Regions from separate parts of the Mus musculus genome. Here region 1 is linked to region 2. A link is a contact called in ENCODE Hi-C or POLR2A ChIA-PET data. All regions are on one chromosome and are shown on one strand. The core of a region is the stretch at or near the end of the contact, and the rest is flanking DNA. Distances in the headings are between cores, read along the strand shown. Region 1 holds the start of Tmem191c (transmembrane protein 191C). Region 2 holds the start of Hic2 (hypermethylated in cancer 2).

The links. A loop is a pair of places that touch in the nucleus more often than their neighbours do. ChIA-PET counts read pairs that join two places held with the same protein, here RNA polymerase II (POLR2A).
Region 1: a map of gastrocnemius shows a loop between it and region 2 (7-fold over the local background). The contact joins the promoter of Tmem191c here to the promoter of Hic2 in region 2. A Hi-C loop is called at or near these places in 6 of 37 maps with a recorded cell type or tissue (gastrocnemius, heart and left cerebral cortex). POLR2A ChIA-PET finds 5 or more read pairs at or near these places in 4 of 5 experiments (Patski and embryonic stem cell).

Annotation. Positions count from the first base shown.
Region 1 is chr16:17,271,963-17,278,871 of GRCm38, forward strand. Tmem191c (transmembrane protein 191C) reads left to right here and starts at 4,338. Exons shown (of 10, transcript NM_177473.3): 1 at 4,338-4,506; 2 at 4,672-4,795; 3 at 4,875-4,925; 4 at 5,000-5,077; 5 at 5,232-5,288; 6 at 5,380-5,439; 7 at 5,566-5,630; 8 at 5,707-5,779; 9 at 5,889-5,929; 10 at 6,010-6,699. The coding sequence starts at 4,352. The coding sequence ends at 6,214.
Region 2 is chr16:17,232,078-17,238,862 of GRCm38, forward strand. It overlaps Hic2 (hypermethylated in cancer 2), which reads left to right and starts at 1,510. Exons shown (of 3, transcript NM_178922.3): 1 at 1,510-1,653.

The sequences.
Region 1 (6,909 bases), core at 3,088-5,587, 43 kb after region 2:
AGAATAGGTGTGGGCTCCTCAAAGAAAAAGACAGAGCTACAAATGTCTTCTGGCCTCAGGGAACTGATGGCTCTAAACCAAAGCGTGCATGCTGCCGTCAAAGCCCCACGTGTTGAAGCAGGCAGCGAACCAAAGAAGTTTGAGTCGCCTAAAAGGAACAGAAATGACTCAAAGACAGCTGCACCTCAGAAAACCCACCCTGGCATGGGTGACAGCTCCTGAAAGCTGGGAACTGCAGTGTACCACACAGCCTGCAGGCAGCTCAACAGATGTAGAGTCTCTTCTAGGAAACTGAGTTAGTCTGAACCTCTTCCAGGTAGCTTGGCTGGTCTCTGTCTCAGCAGGATTTTACTCATGGAACCTTGAGGAAGGAAGGGTCTCATGAATCTGGTCAGCTTCAGGCACTTCCTGAGTCTTTTGTTGATTAGGTTTGGTTTGGTTTTCTCTGTGTAGCCCTGGCTATCTGGGAACTTACTCTGTAGAACTTTCTTAGAGTTCCACCTGCCCCTGTCTCCCAAGCTCTGGGATAAAAGGTGTGTGCCACCACCTCCCTACAGCCCTTGACTTCTTGAGTCTTTTTCTTTTTTTTCTTTTTTTTTTTTTTTGGTTTTTCGAGACAGGGTTTCTCTGTATAGCCCTGGCTGTCCTGGAACTCACTTTGTAAACCAGGCTGGGCTTGAACTCAGAAATCCGCCTGCCTCTGTCTCCCAAGACTTCCTGAGTCTTAACAGCTTCACTTTAGAACATTGAGTCTTGAGGAACTTCTCTGAGGGAACGGTTTCAACAATGGCTTTTAAGGTAGAGTCAAATGTCATTCTTTACAATGGTCACAGGTAGGATTTGAAGCTATTATCGTCAAAGGCTGGCCCAAAGAGCCTGAGATGGGAGATCACAGGGTGTTTTCAGAGGGGCACCTGACAAGGCTATTGCTGATGAGACAAGAAGCAGAGTTAACGGAGATGCTCATGTGTGTGTGTGTGTGTGTGCGTGTGCGTGCGTGTGTATGTTCTTGCACGTGCATACATTTTTGAGTGTGTGTATGCCCACTCAAGGTCACACATAAGCCTAGTTCATTACTACGTTAGCAATCAGTATCTATAAATGAAGGGCTTATTTATTTGTGTGTAGACCCTCCACAGCAAGTGTTGACAGCAGTTGAGAGATCTCAGGAAGGGAGGGGCTCCTTTCCTTTCCCATATCCTAAGTTGGTTTCTCTACCTTGCCCCATTGGCTACCTTTTGGTGTGAAACAGTGTTTTCTTCTGCCAGTTTTTATCTGGGGATGGTGGTCTAAAGCTTTGGACACGAAGATAAGATTGCCAGTTTGGAGGCTAACCTGGTCTACAGTAGCCAAGGTTACTTAGCAAGAACCTTATTTTTGTTTTATTTTATAAGCAACACATTTGACCATTAAAAAAAAAAAAAAGGCCAGCCCCAGAGGTGAAGCCTGTGGTGTGAGCACAGGCAGTGGAGGTGGGGGAGTCCTAAGTCATCCTTGGTACACAGTTGAGTTTCAGGCTAGTATGAGTAACATGAGACCCTGTCTCCAAGGTAATAAAAGAAAACAAAATCAAACAAAAGAAAAAAGAATCCTAGATTAGCAAAACTCAGTAAGTAAGCTGCAGGTGTGCTGGGTGGCTTATGAAGTGAGCGGTCAAAGGCCGAAGGGGAGGAAGGGACGCTGGCTGAGGGAGAGTTGCTTTGGGAAGAGCCTGTGAACAGAAAAGGCACGGAGAGGGAAGCCCAGGGGTGCGTGGCTCAGAGGGAGACACTTGTCTGGGAGGCTCACCTCCAGCCCAGCCCAGAAAATACAAAAATCAAGTATTCACACCTTCTCCCAAATTACTGGGGCCAGAAGGGCTTCAGAGGCCTGGAGCTTTGAACTTCTTGTGTGGACGAGATGAGGCAGCACTGGAGTCTGGGAATCCGAGTTATGTTGACAGCACTGGGGAATCCCAGCTTAGCCAGAGCTATCAAAACCCACAGCCCTTCCTGTAAATCAATAATTGATGTCTTGGTGCGTGATACTGGGAATTGAACCTTGTGTGTGCAGGGATTCCATTGACCAATATCCCAGCCCATTCATAGCAAAAAGCACTCATTGTTTTTGTTTTTGTTTTTTTGGAGGGGCTGTTTGAGACAAAGTCTCACCCTGTAGCAAAGGCTGGCTATGAATTTGCAGCAGGATTCCTGCCCCAGGCTATCTAATGAAGCTGTAATGGTTTATTACAGCATCCAGAAAGTATGTCCTCTAAATTATGGAATAAATTAGCTTCTTAAAATCTTTAGAGAGATTATATCACCACAGAGTGTGAAAAGGTCCAGTGTGCAGTTAGGAGCACTTGTTGCTCTTCCAGAGCACTGACTTTAGTTCCCATCACCCACATAGGTGGCTCACAACTGCTGGAATTCCAGCTTCAAGGGATCTGATGGACTGCTGAGGCATTTGCACAGATGTGGTATACACACACACACACACACACACACACACACACACACACACACACAGAGAGAGAGAGAGAGAGAAATAAATTGAAGAAAATGATTAAGCAGGTTCCTAGGGAAGTAAGGGGTTGTGTCAAGACCAGCCTGGCTGCAGAATGAGACCCCTTGAGCTAACAGAACCCCTAGATCACAAAACTACATCCCTCCTTTTCTTACTCATACCACACAAGCCCAATCAAAGGTTCTCTAGAGCTGAAACCATGGAGAAAAGAGACCATCAGGCCACCCTAGCACCCAGGTCCTCCCAGGTCCTTCAGCACCACTCAGCACGGCACTATGCTAGGGAAAATCCAGCCACTGAGACCACGACAAAGTTTCATAGCACATGGGGGAGAAAAACATTAAAAATTTTAATTTTAAATGTTTTTCTCAAGCCGGGCACGGTGGCGCATGCCTTTAATCCCAGCACTTGGGAGGCAGAGGCAGGCAGATTTCTGAGTTCAAGGCCAGCCTGGTCTACAAAAGTGAGTTCCAGGACAGCCAGGGCTACACAGAGAAACCCTGTCTCGAAAAAACAACAGCAACAAAAAAATGTTTTTCTCAAAAGTTTAGCACTCCCTGCTTGGTCACTCAGAATCTAAGGTGAGGCACACCTGGTTTAGCCTGTAGTTACAGTAGTTACAGCTACTGTGGCTCTTAAGATTTATTTATTTTTATTTATTATTATTATTATTTTTTTTTTGAGACAGGATTTCTCTGTATAGCCCTGGCTGTCCTGGAACTCACTCTGTAGACCAGGCTGGCCTCGAACTCAGAAATGCGCCTGCCTCTGCCTCCCGAGTGCTGGGATTAAAGGCGTGTGCCACCACCGCCTGGCTAATTTATTTATTTTTAAAGACTTATTTATTTTTATTTATATGAGTACATTGTCACTGTCTTGAGGGCATCAGATCCCATTACAAATGGTTGTGAGCCACTATGTGATTTCTGGGAATTGAACTTATGACCTCTAGAAGAGCAGTCAATACTCTTAACCGCTGAGCCATGTCTTCAGTCCTTCTTTAAAAAAAAAAAAAAAAAAAAAGATTACACACACACATACACACACACTCACACACTATAGCTGTCTTCAGACACACCGGAAGAGGGTATCAGATCCCATTATAGATGGTTGTGGATCACCATGTGGTTGCTGGAAATTGAACTCAGAACCTCTGGAAGAGCAGTCAGTGCTCTTAACCATTGAGCCATCTCTCAAACCCTCTCATTTTTTCTTTCTTTTTTTCTTTGGTTTTTGTTTGTTTGTTTGTTTTTTCGAGACAGGGTTTCTCTGTGTAGCCCTGGCTGTCCTGGAACTCAGGCTGTAGACTAGGCTGGCCTTGAACTCAGAAATCCGCCTGCCTCTGCCTCCCAAGTGCTGGGATTAAAGGCGTGGGCCACCACACCCGGCCCTCATTTTCTTTTGAGTCAGGGTCTTGTTTAGACCTCTAGGCTGACCTTGAACTCTAGGTGATCTTGCCTCAGCCTCTAGTATTTTGGGATTACAAGGTACGGACCATCAAGTCTGGTCCTTCCTTAGAACTTTAGTAACTTTTTACCAATCAGATCTGGACTGTGATATTTTTGTTTTTTGTTTTGTTTTTCTTTTTTTTGAGACAGGTCCGCATGTAGCCTTGGCTAATTTCAAACTCCGTATGTAGCAAAGGATGACCTTGAACTCCTGATCTTCGTGCCCTCACACCTCCAAGAGATAGAATTACAGATGTGGGCAACCAAGCCCGGCTTTGTATACCTGAATTGGTCGGGCGTGATCCGTCTCGGTTGGGTTCGGGCGCCCTCTGCTGCCTATTGTGACGCGGGCCACCAAGTTACCCAGGCGGTGGAGGTCGGGGCGGAGCTCTGGAGCCATGACTGAGCCGCAGGAGCAGCTGCTGCAGCTGCAGAAGGACAACCGAGATGGCCGCCTGCGGAAGCAGGAGCTAGAAGAGCTGGTGCGTGGGCTGGAAGCCGAGAGCGAGAGCCTCACCGGGCGCCTGGAGGAGCTGCGGGAGCGCGAGCGCAGGTGCGAGGGCACCGAGGCCCCGGCAGGCTTGTTGGCAGTCTCGCTCCAGGCAGTGGGACCCTAGTCTGGAACTCTCAGGCTGGTGGCGGCTCCTTCCCAAAATATCTTGCTCCCTGGTTTTATCCCAGACCAATTCTCCGCCCCCTCTCCCCCTCCCCCGTGTAGCCTGCAGCGGAGACGAAGTCAAGCATCACGAGCCATTCGAGGCGAGGCATGTGAGGCGGCACGGGAGCGTGCGGAGCGGGCTCGTGGGCTGCTGGAGGCGGCGGAGCAGCACCGGCAGGACCTGGTGCGGGCAAGAGCAAGAGGCGGCTCCCGGGGTGGCTAGGCTGGAGGAGGGGCCTAGACAGCCTGGACCCTGTTCGCAGGAGCAACACAATCGGAAGCTGCAGGAACAGTGGGAGGAACTGTCCAGTCAGGTACGTGCAGTGTCTCAGATCATGCCCTAGTCCCCAAGATCCTTGAGCCAGGCACTCACGAGTTCGGTCCCCAGCTTTTCTACTATGGAGGGGAGCAGCTAAGTCAACAGCGAGCGGAGCAGCAACTAGGGAACCAGCTTGTGGCGCTGCAGGTACTTGGGCGGGGCTGTGGGCGGAGTATGGCTGTGGGCAGGGTTATGTGCATTTGTGGGCAGAGTATCAGCCTTCAAGGCCGGGGACCGAGCCTCGAGGCCCAGTGGTGTGCGAGGACTTCAGGTTCTTGACATCACTTGAATCCTCCCGAAGAAACATCTGGAGCTGGCGGAGGCCAAATTCAGCATGCAGGCAGAGGACCTGCGGCAGGTGCGAATGGCGCTGGACTCTGGGGGGGGGGGGGAAGGCGTGTGGGGAGGGCCTGTCATTGCGATGCTCATACCAAGCCCCTGGCTTCTAGGGTGCGCAGCGGACAGAAGAGGCCTGGGCCAGCTTCCAGGAGCAGAGTGGAGTCCTGCAGGTGTGACCCCTCGTTTCTGACAGCGGTTCTCTTTCGAATGCCCTGCGGCCTCGACTCTTTCTTCCTTACTCTCTGACTCGCGATGTAGCGCATCCTCTGCCCTGAATCCCTATTGCCATCCTTCAGGAGCTGCAGGGGAAAGTGATGGAGGCAGCAGCTGCGCTGGAGGCTACGCGCGGTGGCTCGGAACCGTAAGAATTGGGACTTGGAGGGCGTCGGAAGGTGCTAGGCCCAGCCTGGTGGCTCATCTCCGCGCCTGTCCTGCAGGTGGAACTCAGAGCCTCGTCCGGTGCAGGACTGCGCGGGCTCACTCATGGAGGAGGTGGCCAGGGCTGACTGCGTGAGCGTGGGCTGGGAAGCGCGGGCTGAAGCTGGTACCTGCCCACTAGATTTGGCTAGAGCCTAGCGGCTGCCCAGGCAAAAAACTGGATACAGCCCTTTCTCTGCAGGAAAAGCGACTGTTCGGTGGTACAGGCGCGGGAAGCCTCAGGTGAGTGGCTAGTGGGGGTTGGGCGGTCCGGGTTCCGGGTCCCAGAGCCACCACCCACCTGTCCGTTGGTGGTTCTGCAGGCTGTGGGCGCTGAGCGCACTGCAGACGTTGCTGCTGCTCCCGCTGGGTTTCCTGGTGCTGCCGCTGATTTACGTGGTGCTGGCGAAGCCTGACGCCGTTGGCCCGGGGCTCCAGAGTCTCGGCTCTGACGCGGTCTTCCGCCGGCTGCGCTACACGCTGTCGCCTTTACTTGAGCTGCGTGCGCGCGGATTGCTGCCTGCCTAGAGTGCATCATGTCGGCTTTGGCCGCTTGTACCTCTGTCTCCTTTGTGTTTTCTGGGTGCCTGCTTATATGAAAAGGGTGGGGGTGAAGTTCGTCTGTTCCGATATCACCTGAGTGCAGGGGTGCCTGTCTGTGGCGGGGCTGCTTGTGTCCAGGCCGCAGCCTGACCCCTCTAGGGGGCTCTTCTGAACCTGAGCTTTGGGTAGGATGGGTGTGGGTGCTGGCCTGTCGGGTCCCCTCCGTAGTGGGTGGATTATTTTCCCTGGATGCGGATGCACAGTTACTCCAGATCTACTTCAACGTTGGGGTTCCCTCTTGGGCAGGTTCGAGTTCGCCATACCTCCCTCACAGCATCTGAACACACCGGGTAGTGTATGCTTGCCACCGTGGGCTTTGTGGGGAACATGCAGTAGATAAGGATTGCCCTGCTGAGTGGAAATTAATCTGGGTTGAATTTCCAATAAACTCTAGACTACTTGTTTATTTATAGGTGTGTGGGGTTTCATCCCAGCTTTGAACTCACTATACAGCTGAGTGACCTTGACCTACCTCCCTGCTCCTGAGTGGATTATAGGCATGAGCCACCAGGGATGGTTTATTCTGTTCTGGGGATTGAACTCAGCTCAGCACTTGTGAATGCTAAGCTATAACCACAGCATTTAAACAATTACAGCTTTTTCTGTTAAGTTCATTGGAG
Region 2 (6,785 bases), core at 260-2,759:
ATAGGAGTCAGTTTACCAGTGACTATAACCACTGAAAAAAATGTTCCTTCCTGTAACCATCACCTAGGGAGTGGCAGGACCACCACACTTGGCTCAGTAAGTCTTCAAAACAGCCCACCTCTAAGCTGTTCTTCATGATTGACAATTCCTTTAACACGTGCTTGATAGTTCTTTTTTGTTTTTCCTTTCTGAGGCAGGCTCACTGTGTAGCCCTGGCTCAACTGGAAGTCACTATGTAGTCAGACTGGCTCTAATTCACAGAGATCTGCCTCTTTCAGCCTTCAGAGTTCTGGGACTAAAGACATGCCCCATGCCACCCATTTTCAATCTATTGAGTTTTCGCCATTTCTAGGATGTTTAGGCATAGTATTCTATGTCTTGGCTAGTATAATTGACAGCAGTAGCTTTATAATTTGCTTTAATATCTGTTAGGACAAATGTACTCCTATTTCTGTTGTTTGGTGTTTCAAAGATGATAGTTGTAAAAACAATCATGTATTAGCTATGTAGCTATTGGGTAAACTAAGAATTTTAATTTTTTTTAATCTGTTATTTTAAGCTTGTACATTCGGAAAGCATGCTTGCCTCTGTGAAGGGTTATTGAATTGGGTTTCAATGTTGACTCTGGGTCACAACCTCCCTATAGAACAGCTGTAGGTTCTGGCTAGGACTTTTCTGACCTTTAACAGTGGTGGGCTTTAGTGTTTAGTGTTCAAAGTAGAGAGATGGTCATCTAATAACTCTCTAGAGAATAACTCCGTGTGAACCCCAATACATTTGGATGGCCACAAGTCTTGGGTCTTTACTGGGCTGCCTAAACTCCTGTGACCTGCGGCGGTCACCGGAACTCTGGATAAGTAAGCAGAGTGTACACGGACCTCTCCGCCCTCTGCGCAATCCGGGTCGACCTTCGCGAGAGTGGATGTAAGGATCCTAGGAGAAGTTTAGGGTTAAGACTCCCAGGCCTCTTTTCTCCTTTAAAATCAGAACCACGCAGGCCTTCCTGCAGCCCAGACAGCGGAGCAAGCAGCCTTTGGGTGCTAAACTTTATAGACTGAGATACTCTGCGTAGATCAAGGGGCTCAAACGGGCGGAAGAGGAGAGGCGCAGGCCACCTGAACCGGGTTGGTGGTGATAGTGTTGGGGGTTCTGAAGGGTCCGGGTCAGGCTCAAAACGGGTCAGTCTTCCGTTTGAGGGCTGGGCATAGACCCGTGGTAAAGAGCAGGATTCTTGTTTCGCTGGGTGTTGCCCGTCAAGTATTTTGAGGTGAGGTTGCCATCCCGTTCTGGCGCCTGCATCGGGACCCTGTAGGCGACCTCCCGTGCGCCCCTCCCCCATTACACTCTGCCGCAGCCACTGGCCCATCCCTGGACTCAGACCCCTCGGCGGCCCCGCCCAGCCTCAGGGTTCCGCCCCCACAAGGGTCCGCCTCCAGGTCCGCCCTGTCGCTCGCCCATTCAGATGTGGGTCAGGGGTGAGCGGGTGGAGCTGACGTCACAAGCTTCCAAGATGGCGCGGAGCGGGCGGCTGTGAGCAGCGCTCTGGGCGCGCTGGGCGGAGAGCCGAGCGGGGGCCGGCGGAGGGCGGACAGGGCGGGCGCGTGCAGCTCAGGTCGGGCGCCCAAGACGAGGGGCCTCTGGCAGGCACCTGAGGTAAGCGGTGTCCTCGAGGGAGGGCGACGCGGGCCGGGCGCGCCCCCGGAGAGGGGGGCGTGGGCGCGCGTGGGACGGAGCGCGCGCACGGCCCCTAGTCTCGAACCGAGGCGCACGCGGGACCCTGGACGGGCGGGGGCTTTGTGGTTCAGGTGCCCGGCGGGTTGCGGCCGGCACGGGGACTCCGGGCACAAAGCCCCCAGGGCCGCGCCAGTCCGGGGACGCGAGTCTGTGGAGCGGGGGTCGACGGGGTAGCGGGCGCCGGCTCTTTGTGCCTTTTCATTAGCAATCTAATCCGAACGGCGTCGGGCGAGCTATGCTGCCTGACAGGCGGGCGTTCTCCCATTATGCAAACGGCTGTACGCCTGCGGCTGCCCCTCACTGGAACGCTTTACGGTTTCCAGAACTGCGCTTGTGTGTATGGTCTGCAGTCCTTTTCCTCGAGTACCCTTCCTGGCTGGGGGACTGGCCGTGTCAGGGACAGGGTAGGGCTTAGAGGGCCCGGCTCCGTGGCTGGGTGGGCTTTCTGCCCTGCCCCCAGACCTTTGCTGGAGGCAGCCGCCTGGCAGGAAGAGAGATGGGCTTGGGGGGAGGGGGTCGGGTGGCAAGAGGAAGGGACTGGCTGGCTCAGGGAGTGAGCTGAGGGGCCCTAGCTTGTCATTCTCTGTTTATCTTCCAGAATGGTTCATATGCACACAAGCCTGGGTGTAAGTGCTGGGGGAAAATACCTCTCCCTGGGGGGCAGTGACTTAGGTACTTGGAGTGATTGAGGCCAGATAATACTCTCAGCGGCCGCGCCCTGAACAGTTTTGGACTACCTTGCGACGAGAGTCCCGTGCTGATCTTGGCTGGCCGGAGAGATTCAGAAGTTATTTACTTATGTGTTCTATCCCCCTCTTCACAGTATCTTTTCTAGTTATAATTGTCAGGCGCATTTGGAAAGCTGTGTTCCAGGTTCCTCACTTTCAATCAGCAGGAGGGGTGTAACACTGAGAGGCCACCCCCACTGACATATGTGGCGATGGGGGAGGGGCGGATCCTTGCCTATAGGAATCCTGTGACTGGACTGTTACTGGGGTTTGCTAGCTGTGGCTTTTGCACCTAGGACCAGGAGATTCGGCAGGTCGTGGAGGGGCTCATCTTCTAGGCTGAACTTGGGATTTCCAATCTAGGACAAAGGTTGGTGGGATGGAGGCAAACCCTAGAGGGATGCCACATTATTGCTTCTGATTCCTCCTGGCCTTGCCCCTCCACTGTTATCTGCCCGTATCTGGAATCCCTGGCTTTCAAGCAGACATTTTTAGGATCGTAGTCTGTGTAACCACTCTGTAGCTCTGTCTCTCGAAAAAGTATGCTGGGTGGAGCAGAGCTCCTGGAGTAGTCTGAAAGAAAGCAGATGGTCCAGCCTCAGGCTGGCCTCTAGAGACAAATGTGTGGCCAAACCTTCCCACTAAGGTTTTTGCAAGAAGTCATGTGCCTGCAGGTGATCTTTCTGTCCTATGCAGTTTTTTAATGAAAACCTCTGAAACCTACAGGGTAGACTTGGGAAAAGTTGTCCAGTCTTTGCATTGCCTGCCTGCTTGCTGCGAGGGGAGCAATGCTGTTCATTCAGTTTACTAATTTGGCTCCTGGCTTTCTGCAGGTTAGTTGTAAGGTGTTGAGAGTGCTTGTTGGCCAGCTTGTCTGGCTGTTTGAGTTCGGCTGTGTGCCCAGAATTTCTTCCTGCAGTGTTTTCCTGCCAGTTGTTGGGACTTGTACATTAGTCACTGAGCTTTTACGAGCAATTCCTGAAAAGAAAAAAATCTCCCTCTGATTGTTGGCTTTGCGTGTAGGAAGAAGCAGCTCGAGGGAGCCCTGTGTTTAAAGCAGAACCAAAATGATTTGCTGTAATTGCTAGAAGGAGAAGAGGTGCAAACAGGGCAGGGGCGGTGCAGCCTGTTCTGCTGCATAGTACCTGCTCTGAGGACAGGTAGACAGGGTTCCTTCCTTCCGCACTTCCTGGTCTTGGCCAGCAGCCTAGCCTTTTCCACAAGCTGCAATTCTAGATTAATCCTCACATAGTGTTTTCTTTCCACAGATCAGATTTCTCATTTTGTTAATAAGTGCAGTCTCTGATCCTCTAGGAGTCAGCTGTTGTGGACTGAGAGCAACAGGGTTTTGCATTATTGAGCTGTAGGGAATGCTGTGCAGTCTTCCTATGAGTCCTTATTGCCTGTCAAGGTCAGGCTTGAAGGGGTGAGGTTAGGGGCATGAATTACCCTTCTCCCTTTTAAACTGAGCTGGAGTTTGTTGAGATACTACATTTCTTTATTCGTATGTATGCATGTCGATGGGCAGACTCTCTGCTAGAGTCGAGCGTGGGACAGCTTGTAGGAGTTGGTTCTCTTCTTCCACCAGGTGGATCCTGGGGGTCAAAGTTGTCATAAAGCTAATTGGCAAGCACTTTTGCCCACTGAGCCATTTCTCTGGCCCAAGAAAGAGGGTTTCCCTATGTATCCTTGGTTGGCTTAGACCTCACTATTTCCACTATGACCAGCTTTTTTTGTTTGTCTTTCGAGATGAGACAGGGCCTCACTGTGTAGCTCTGTCTGTCTTGGAACTCAGAGAATGGCCTGCCTTTGCCTAGCAAATGTTGAGGTTAAAGGTGTGTGCCACCAGTTTTCAGGGTTTTATTTTATTTTTAAATAAGAAAGGGTTAGAGAGATGGCCCAGAGATTAAGAGTACTGGCTGCGTTCAGAGGACCCAGGTGACTCATAACCATCTGTAACCCCAGTTTCAGGGAACCTGATGCCTTCTCCCTTCCCAAGGCACTAGGCACTCCTGGGGGTCCCGTGTGTGTAAAGTTAAAACAACAATGAAAACAAGGAAACAAGGTCTCTTATAGCTCTAACTGGCCCAGAAGGCACAGACATCCACCTCCCTCCCATAAATCCTTTGCTGTTTTGTTTTTGAAACAGGGTCTCTCTAGCCCTGGCTCTTAAGAACTCACTAGATAGACAAGGAACTCAGATCTACCTGCTTCTGTGTTCTGAGTGCTGGGATTAAAGAGGTGCCACACTGTACCAGGCTCCTGAGATTTTTTTTTTCTTTTCTCTTTATTTTTTGGTTTTTTGAGACAGGGTTTCTCTGTAGCCCTAGCTGTCCTGGAACTCACTTTGTAGACCAGGCTGGCCTCGAACTCAGAAATCCACCTGCCTCTGCCTCCCGAGTGCTGGGATTAAAGGCATGCGCCACCACGCCCGGCCTCCTGAGATATTTTAATATAGATTTTGAGCCCTGGAATTAAGAGAAAGGCATTCAGGAATAAAATAAGATGCTTGTGAATGTGGCTCTCACAGGAGAGCCAAAGAGATACCTTCTTATCAGTAGCTTCTGAAAAGGAACCAGTTTTGGAGATGTAGAAGTTCGAGAAGGAATAAAGTTCAGTTTACCTAGGGAACTCCTGTCTCTGCTCTTTTGGTTGGTCTGTTGACCCGAGGGGTCAGTTTCATCCCATCTCTGTTCATAGGCTGGGACTGAAGGCCTTTGCCTCCTGAACCTGATCTCTAGCAGGGCCTGGACTAGGAGGAAATGGTCCTTTTTTGGAAGTAATCAGTTCCGAAGAACCTGGCTAAACAGAGTACCCTGCAAGTCAGTTTGGGGCAGGGTGAGTGGACTTAGTTGGAAGCCTGCAGTGTGCCTAGTTCTGTGGTTCACTCTGCATGCAGCCATGGGCAGTGATGATGCCCACTTTACCACCCATGTCTAAGGTAGAGACAGCTTGAGTGTACACCTGTGTTGTCTTCCATCCATCAGTCTAGAGAAGACAGACAGCAAATTATTAGAAGAGGGGTGGGCATAGGCAGTGTGGTGTGGCAGGCACGGTGGGAGGGGGCCATGTAGGTTGGAGGAGTGCTCTGGACACCATGCTAGGTTCATGTTGGCAGAGCTGAGTGATGGTTATTTTTATTGCACTTACTTATTTGGTATGTGCGTGTTTGCTGATTAAAGAAGCTGTTGATGCTCTCCTTCTACCATGTGGGTTCCAGAGACTGGACTTAGATTGTCAGGCTTGGCAGCAAGCAGCTTTACTCACTGAGCTATCTTGCCAACCCGGTTTTTGTTCTTTGAGATAAGGTCTTACTGTGTACCCAGATTGGCCTCAGACTTGTGCTCTTACCTCAGCCTCCAGACTGCTGGGATAGTGTATATCTTCTCGGGCAGCTGGGAAGACTATTTTTTGTCTCATCTCCTCTTGTCTCATACTATCCCCCACCTCCCACCCTAAAACCCCTGCCCCAAGGTTTCCCTATGTATCCCTGGCTATCCTGGAACTTGCTTTGTAGACCATGCTTACCTCAAACTCTGGAATTAAAGGTGTGCACCACTACCACCTGGGGAGGATTTTTTCTTCTTCTCCCCCTAAATTAAAGGCCATGGAGGAAGGACTAGGAGACCATGAAAAACATTATCTTGCAGGTATGTGAAGCTTGGGAACTGTGTGCCCCCCCCAGATGTGTGAGACTCTTGCAAACTTTGTATTTTACTCAGTTCACTCTCATAGCATGTCTAAATTGTGCTGGCTCTGGTACTCACAAACTTGTGTACCACTGCTCTGCTTTTAAGGCAGAATGATAGAACTATTATTCCAGTTCAGTGGGAGTCTCTTGAGACCAAGGTTCATACCTTGCTGGGATTGAAGGATAAATGCTTTTGACTTGAGAGCCTATGAGAGCCTTTATTACATGATGTCTGTAGATACTTGAGCTCAGACCAGGGAGCGAGCCTTTTCTCCAAGACACACTGGATTTCTGCTGGAAACTATGAAACAAGCCTGTCCAGATTGTGTGTGCATGTGGCTGGGAGGAAGTGGGGAAAGGAGTAAGCCTGCCTAAGGGTTAGGGAACTGAACTGGGGAAGGACCCTAAGGAATAACTGGTCTCTTGAGCCTATTGGGAGTTGGGGTTGGGGAACCCTAGTAAGCTTGATTCTCTGAAGGCTAGACACTACTACAGTCCAGGAGGACAGGGAAAGGCAGGCCTGGGAAGGGCATGCTGGATTGAGTGGGGGGAATGACACCATAACACTCCTAAGGACCTTCAGAAAGGCTACCATAACTGATGAAAGCATTCTTGGTAGAGGGGAAAGAAGC